Linked DNA regions of Homo sapiens: region 2 is linked to region 1. Evidence: chromatin contacts called from ENCODE Hi-C or POLR2A ChIA-PET data. All regions are on one chromosome and are shown on one strand. Each heading gives the region's core, a stretch centred on a gene start or an enhancer-like site at or near the end of the contact. The rest is flanking DNA. Distances are from core to core; before and after follow the strand shown. Region 1 overlaps TEX2 (testis expressed 2). Region 2 has its middle 14 kb from the start of PECAM1.

The links. Hi-C counts contacts between places; a loop is a spot of excess contacts on that map. ChIA-PET counts read pairs that join two places held with the same protein, here RNA polymerase II (POLR2A). Pooled maps may share reads with other maps.
Region 2: a loop to region 1 is called in a pooled map, with 2.3 times the contacts of the local background. The contact joins two enhancer-like sites. A Hi-C loop is called at or near these places in 2 of 50 pooled maps. POLR2A ChIA-PET finds 5 or more read pairs at or near these places in 2 of 52 experiments (CD4-positive, alpha-beta T cell and CD8-positive, alpha-beta T cell).

Annotation. Positions count from the first base shown.
Region 1 is chr17:64,173,066-64,176,802 of GRCh38, reverse strand. All of the region lies in intron 6 of TEX2 (testis expressed 2), which reads left to right. Among named protein-coding and RNA genes, the nearest start is that of SNORA50C, 29 kb to the right of the region's middle. Within about 2 kb of position 1,927, at least 17 of the 41 ENCODE cell types and tissues checked have a DNase peak (open chromatin) inside an H3K27ac peak, as active enhancers do.
Region 2 is chr17:64,402,945-64,406,607 of GRCh38, reverse strand. No RefSeq gene overlaps it. Among named protein-coding and RNA genes, the nearest start is that of PECAM1, 14 kb to the right of the region's middle. RefSeq lists enhancers at 1,641-1,720, 1,831-1,940. Within about 2 kb of position 1,812, at least 6 of the 41 ENCODE cell types and tissues checked have a DNase peak (open chromatin) inside an H3K27ac peak, as active enhancers do.

The DNA.
Region 1 (3,737 bases), core at 678-3,177:
TGCTCCCTCTCAAGCTGGGAAAGTTAGCATTGCACTTTAAATGTGTCTGTGTTTGACCTTTACTTTTTGGCCAGATGGTACTTTATTTTGGGCTCTCTCCTGAAGAAACACTCTGGTGCTAATCCAGGGCCAGTTGGAAGTGAGTTTGAACTGTGTAAGTATGGCTGTCATTAAAAGACTCATTTGCCAACCAGGAGACCTTATTGAGGATCTTGAGGTTCTTTAAAATTAACTTTTTGACCCAGTGAAGACCCAGCCAAGAAGAGTCACTTTGGATCCCAAATTTTCACTGAACAGTCAGTAGCTTAAGTCAGTAGCCCTGAAGTTGTATGGATCAGAGACATTTTTGAGAAGCAGAAGCCTATGATATCCTTTCACTAGAAAAACACGTTGACACAAAATTTTGCCCATTATTTCAGAAAGTTCAAGGACTCTAGATTAAGAAACTGTGAACTACGGTAAACTAGATTAGAAGGAAAATATGGGCATAGAGGAGCTTCAGGTTGATTTCTTTTGTTCCTTTGGGTAAAGAACAGAGCTTTTCCTGGCCTTGTCAAGCTCTGGCTGCTGTCTGTGGGCCAGTGTCCCTTCTTCCCCAGCTCCTGAGAAAGAGGAAGGAGGGGCTGCCTTCTGAGCCAGAAGGGTGGATTTCAAGGCAGATTTTGGGGGAGGGCTCTGTTGACAGGTGTCAGCCTGTTTGTGTTCCTGAGGTAGTTTGAGGGTTGAACGTGCTTCTGCTAGCCAGTTCCATAGCAGGAGACAACAAGTAGCAGTAACCCTCTGTGTTGGGAGATGCAGTGTCAGCAGCCAACCTAGAGCTCACTCAGCCTCTCCCCATTTTTGGAAATGATGGAAGGCTTGAGTTCCCAGGTCAAGGCATATGGGTAGGGCTGGCCCTGCTCTTTTCCCAGGGTCTATCTCGAGCCCTTCTGTAAGCAAGAGGGGCCCTTCCCTGAGCAGCAGGGCTGCAGTTCTTGGCAGTGTGCAAAAAGAAAGCAGGACATACTTGAACTCCAGGTGGGATGCTGCTCCCCTGCTACATGCATTCCAAAGCTGACTTGAGCCAGGAGTGCTGGTGCACACCTGTGGTCCCAGATACTTGGGTTGCAGAGGCAAGAGGATGACTTGAACCCAGGAGTTCTGAGCTATGATCGCACCACCAAACTCCAGCCTGGGTGACAGAGCAAGACTCTCATCTCTAAAAACAACAACAACACCAACAAAACCAAACTGGTTTGAGAGGTCCCACCCTTCTCTCTTGAGCTGGAAGTCCACAGAGCCTCTGCCCTATTTGTGAAGGTGCCCCCGTCCTCCTGGAGAAAGTTGAGGGAAAGTCTGTTTTCATTTTCTCCCGTTGATAATCATGGAGGCACTGGTAGTTCACAGACTTAAACTTCCTTTTGTTTTTTGAGGTCAGAAGTACTAAAAGGTTAGAATGGAGAAGTGTGGCCTAGATCCAGCAGTGCCAGAGGCTAGAGGTGGGCATTGTGTTCCCTCAGTGTGTTCCATCCATACCCTCCACCCGCCTCCTGATCTGCTGCACTGTGAAGTGCCTGCAGACCAGAGGAGCCCCTGGTTACAGAATAAACAGGAAAGCAGAAGGACATTACCAAATTCTGAAGCTGTCACCGCCCCTACGAAAAGAACTGATTGCCACCAAATATCCAAGTACCCCTGGGAGGAACTAAGCCTTAAGCCTAGTAGTGAGTGGGTATTGGTTAATAGCCAGTCAAGAGCCAAAATGGGAATAGGGAAGTGGTATCTAGAGGAGCCTGAGCTTTCCCCTGTGACACAGATCTCCCTGATCCCCTGGTTTCCCTGGAAGGCCTGACATATGGAGAACTCTTTGCTGGCCTTGCCCTGTAGTCTCGGATTGTCAGCCTTGCACATGATCATGACTCATGTTGTGAAAAAGCAGCCCTGTGTGTGCAACTGGTGCCCAGTGATGGGTTTAAAACAAGCTGAGTTTCTGCCCCAGTAGTAAGTGTGCTCTTGGCCTTAGCCAGCTGCTCAGATAACCGCCCTAGGGCCCTCAGTGGTTATGAGCCTCTTGTGCCTGTGTCAGCAAATGTTGCTGAGATCGCATACAGCTTCTAACTTAGCACCCACCAGCCTGAGAACGTCCCATACCCTTGAATGCCTAGTCCCTAATTGGGTTTACTCCAGAGGGTAAAGAATGTGCCCCTGGATTTCTGTCTCACTGTGGTACCCTTTGGGTGGGAAGAAAACAGTTTATTGTCGAAAAGAACAGGAGGAATGACCTTAACAGAAGAAGGCTGCTCAAGGGCAGGGATGTGAACTAGGAGGGGAGTATATGAGTGCTGGAGGGTTGGTTATAGATGTTCTGGGGTCTTCGGGTTGGATAGATGGGCAAATAAATAGGAAACCAGGCCCTCTGATCTCCCCTCCCCATTCTGCTTACTAGTAGGTAGACACCTTCCCCTGCCAAGTCCTCCTCAGTCCCCAGGTCCTTCAGGTCCCTCCTTTGTCTCAGGTCCTGTCTCAGGTCCTTCCTTTGCCTTTGCAGGGACTAGAGGTTGCAGAATGGCAGGTAGTGGTTGACAGGGGAAGAGAAGGGACAGTTATGTTCCTGCTGTCTCTTTATTCACTCCTGTGGCTCAGTGTCAGACTGACATTCCCATAGAAACACCGTTGGATGTCTGGGCATGGTGGCTTATGCCTGTAATCCAGCACTTCGGGAGGCCGAAGTGGAGGAAATCTTGAGCCCAGTAGTTTGAGACCAGACTAGGCAACATAGTAAGACCCTGTCTCTACAAAAAAAAAAAATTATCCAAGCGTGGTAGTGGTACATGCCTATAGTCCCAGCTACTCAGAAGGTTGAGGTGGGAGGATCGCTTCACCCCAGGAGGCTGTGGCTTCAGTGAGCCATGATTGCACCACTGCACTCCAGCCTGAGTGACAGAGCGAAATCCTGTTTCAAAAAAAAAAAGAAAAGAAACACCATTGGAGGTGACAGTATTCCCTGGCTCACCCTTGGAAGTCTCTCTAACTTGGCATGCTCCTGAAGCACAGCATTTGAATGACAGTAGTGGACAAAAAGGACAGGGCAATTGTGCAAGACTTTGGTTACATTCTTAGCCAAGTAGCATTTTATAGGTTGGTAGAGAGGCCAATACCACTTATAACATTGATGCTTTGGAAAAAGGTTCTCCAAATATAGCAAACACCAATTCAAAACTATGCCTTTGAACACTGTCTACTCACGTTTTGTTCGTCATAGACATTATAACCTTTTTAACATCCCCTCCACAAAAAATCAGAGATTACATTCTCTGATTGGTGAATCCTGAAAGCTTATGTTTCTCTGCAGGGAAACAGCTGAAGAGGTCCAGCCAAGTTAGGTATTAAATTCATGCCTGACTAGATGCTACCTCATTTTATGTGGAATATTTAGTTTACATTTAATTTTTAAAAACCTCTTAATTTTATTCTAAATTTTATAAAACTATTGTAACATTCAACTGGAAAAATACTTATGAAAATAACTAAGAGAATTCTGGGAGAAAAAAAAAGGAGAGGGACTTGCCAGATTTAAAAGTATATTATAAAGTTAAAAGTGTATTATAAAGCTAAAATATATTATAAAGCTAAAGTAGTCAAAGCAGTTTGATACTGGTAGAAATTCAGTACAGACTCCAGTGCAGTGGGAATTTAGCACTTAAAGATGGCGGAACAGATTAGTAGGGCAAGTGTTGGTTGCTGAATAAATAGGTCGA
Region 2 (3,663 bases), core at 563-3,062, 230 kb before region 1:
GGGGAGGGGAGCTCTTTGCGGACACAGAGTGACTTCTTTCTCTAACCTGCCTTTTGGGTTTCCTTGGCTTTTCCTTCCTCCTCCTCTCGGATGAACTTGTGAGAATGAAGGTGCATGTCTGTGGCCCATGCTGGGTCCTCCAGGCATGGTGGGCTCTGGGAGGGCCATGGCTGAGGAGCCCAAGGAAGCCAGGCCCGTTGCTTTCTCACCTGAGGATTCGTCTCAGAACCATGACACAGTCAAATGAGAACAGAAACCCCACTCTAAGGCCGGGGGCAGTGGCTCAGGCCTGTAATCCCAGCACTTTTTTGGGAGGCCAAGGTGGGTGGATCACTTGAGGTCAGGAGTTCGAGACCAGCCTGGCCAACATGGCAAAACCCCATCTCTACTAAAAATACAAAAAATTAGCTGGGCATGGTGGTGTATGCCTGTAATCCCAGCTACTCGGGAGGCTGAGGCACGAGAATCGCCTAAACCCAGGAGGTGGAGGTTGCAGTGAGCCAAGATTGTGCCACTGCACTCCAACCTGGGTGACAGATCCAGACCCTATCTCAAAAAAAAAAAAAAAAAGAAAAAAGAAAAGAAAGAAATCCCACTTCAAATCTCTACTAGAGGTTGCTTGAAGGTTGCTGGAAGGGAGATGTGAGAGCAGACTTACACCACTCTGCACAGAGAAAAACCCATGAAAAACTTGTGTCTCCCTCAGAGTCATGGTAGTGGCCCCAGCGTCCCTGACACCCCTCCCAAAGTCAACCAGTCAGTCTCTCCCTGTTTCCCTCACCCCCAGATCAGCTCCTTTCTGCCTCATCCTGGGCCTTCATCCTTCTGTTGTCCCCAGACGACCCCACCGCCCCTGGGGATAGACTAGGCTGCATTTTGCTTTTCTTTCTGTTTTTGGGGTCCCTGTCATTCTAAAGTTTGTCCAGCCAATCTGCTTAGGTTTCCACAGTGGGAACACAGACACCTTTTTTTTTTTGAGACGGAGTCTCCCTCCGTCACCCAGGCTGGAGTGCAGTGGTGCAATCTTGGCTCACTGCAACCTCCGCCTCCTGGGTTCAAGTGATTCAGCCTCTTGAATAGCTGCGACTACAGGCTTGTGCCACCACGCACGGCTAATTTTTGTATTTTTAGTAGACATGGGGTTTCACCATGTTGGTCAGGCTGGTCTCGAACTCCTGATCTCAAGTGATCCGGCCACCTCAGCCTCCCAAAGTGTTGGGATTACAGGTGTGAGCCACCGTGCCCGGCCAGATGCTGTTTTTTTATGTTGTCTGGGCAGTCATTTGTGCGCTCCATGAACAGTTGCATGGTCCTTTTTAGCATCAGACTAGAGCTATGATTCCCAGCCCACAGTGACAGAGGCCACCTAGCCACCTTTGCAATGGCAACCACATTGACGATGACAGTCTTCCTTCCTTTTCCTTTGTCTTCAGCTGTGGCAATCAGCGGGACACTGCTCTGACCCCTGGCATTGGTTTTGACAAATACTTGGCTCCTTGTTAGCTTTATTAATAAGATGAAGAGATATTTGACAGCTACATTCTCCCCCTAAAAGAAGAAGGAGTGGCCCACATGGCTTCTGGAGTTCTTGGGAACTGACACAAAACTTGCCTCTTGGTGGAGGCTGGGTTTGCCTCAGGTGGGCCCAGAGGAGACTCCGCAGCTTTAGGAATCACCTCCCTCTCTCTCAGCTGGCTTTTTCTTTTTTCTTTTTTTGACAGAGTCTCGCTCTGTGGCCCAGGCTGGAGTGTGGTGGTGCAATCTCGGCTCGCTGCAACTTCCGCCTCCCAGGTTTACTCGATTCTCTTGCCTCAGCCCTCTGAGTAGCTGAAACTACAGGCGCATGCCACCACGCCTGGCTAATTTTTGTATTTTTAGTATAGACGGGGTTTCACCATGTTGGCCAAGTTGGTCTCAAACTCCTGACCTCAAGTGATCCACCTGCTTCAGCCTCCCAAAGTGCTGGGATTACAGGCATGAGCCACTGCGCCTGACCTTTTTGTATTTTTTTAATAGAGACAGGGTTTCGCCATGTTGCCCAGGCTAGTCTCAAACCCCTGGCCTCAGGTGATCCGCCTGCTGTGGCCTCCCAAAGTGCTGGGATTACAGACATGAGCCACCATGCCCAGTCTCATCTGGCCTTTTAAAACATTTGCAAAACTTTCCTTACCTGCTGTGTTGCACAGTTCTGGCTGAAATATACCTCCCTATAATTTCCACCGAAAGTGGAAAAAAGTCTAGTTCTTCTTTCATATAAAACAATGCAATTATTTAGGCTGTGCAGGATCGGGGTGTCAGGTACTTTTCAGGTCTGAGGTGAGGCCGTGGGCAGGGCAGCTTCTACCCACCTCATCTCAACTCTCCCTTTTCTTGCTCAGTGTCACATGTAGGACCAGTTACATAATTTGTGGGTCTAGTGCAAATGAAAATTCAAAATTATCAGGAATTTCAAGGTGGCGACAGCAAGGCATCAAACCAAGCATGGCAGCTTCTGAGCACAGGGCCCCTGTGACGGCACGGGTCACACATCTATGAAGCTGGCTCTGGTCTCATGACTCATGTGTGTCAGGTCAGGGACTGGGTCTGAGCCTTCTGCCCAGAAAGGTGCTGTAAAAGGTCAGTCACAGAAGCCTTGTAGCAAGCCAGGCAGACACAGGCAGGCAGATGTGGTGCTGGGAACTTGGTTGATGTTTCACCTCCTGGCCCTCAGCTCCCCATCTGTAATATGGGTCATGATACCCCTGTGGTAGGCTGCTGATGACCCCCAAGGATATCAGGCCCTGACCCCTGGAACCTGTGAATGTTGCCCTATATGGTGTCTTAGTTTGTTTGGACTGGGTGCCTTAGAAACAACAAAAATGGGCCGGGCGCGGTGGCTCACGCCTGTAATCCCAGCACTTTGGGAGGCTGAGGCAGGTGGATCACCTGAGGTTGGGAGTTCAAGATCAGCTTGACCAACACAGAGAAACCCCATCTCTACTAAAAACACAAAATTAGCCAGGCATGGTGGCTCATGCCTGTAATCCCAGTTACTCAGCTGGCTGAGGCAGGAGAATCGCTTGAACCCGGGAGGCGGAGGTTTCAATGAGCTGAAATTGTGCCATTGCACTCCAGCCTGGGCAACAAGAATGAGACTCCATCTCAAAAAAAAAAAAAAAAAAGAAACAACAAAAATGTATTTCTCACAGTTCTGGAGTTTGGGAAGTCCAGCATCAAAGCTCCAGCAGCTCCAGTGTCTGGTGAGGCCTACTTCCTCATTTATAGATGGCTGTCTCTCTGCTGTGTCCTCACATGATGGAAAGGACTAGGGAATTCTTTTCTTGCCTTTTTTTTTTTTTTTTCTGTTTTGAGAAGGAGTCTTGCCCTGTCACCCGGGCTGGAGTGCAGTGGCGCGGTCTCGGCTGACCACAACCTTTGCCTCCTGGGTTCAAGTGATTCTCGTGCCTCAGCCTCCCAAGTAACTGAGGCTACAGGCGCGCCACCATGCCAGCTAATTTTTGTATTTTTAGTAGAGATAGGATTTTGCTACGTTGTCCAGGCTGGTCTCAAACTCGTGGCCTCACGTCGATCTGCCCACCTTGGCCACCCAAAGTGCTGGGATTACAGGCGTGAGCCACCGCACCGGGCCTAGGGATTTTCTTATGGTCCCTTTCATAAGGGCAC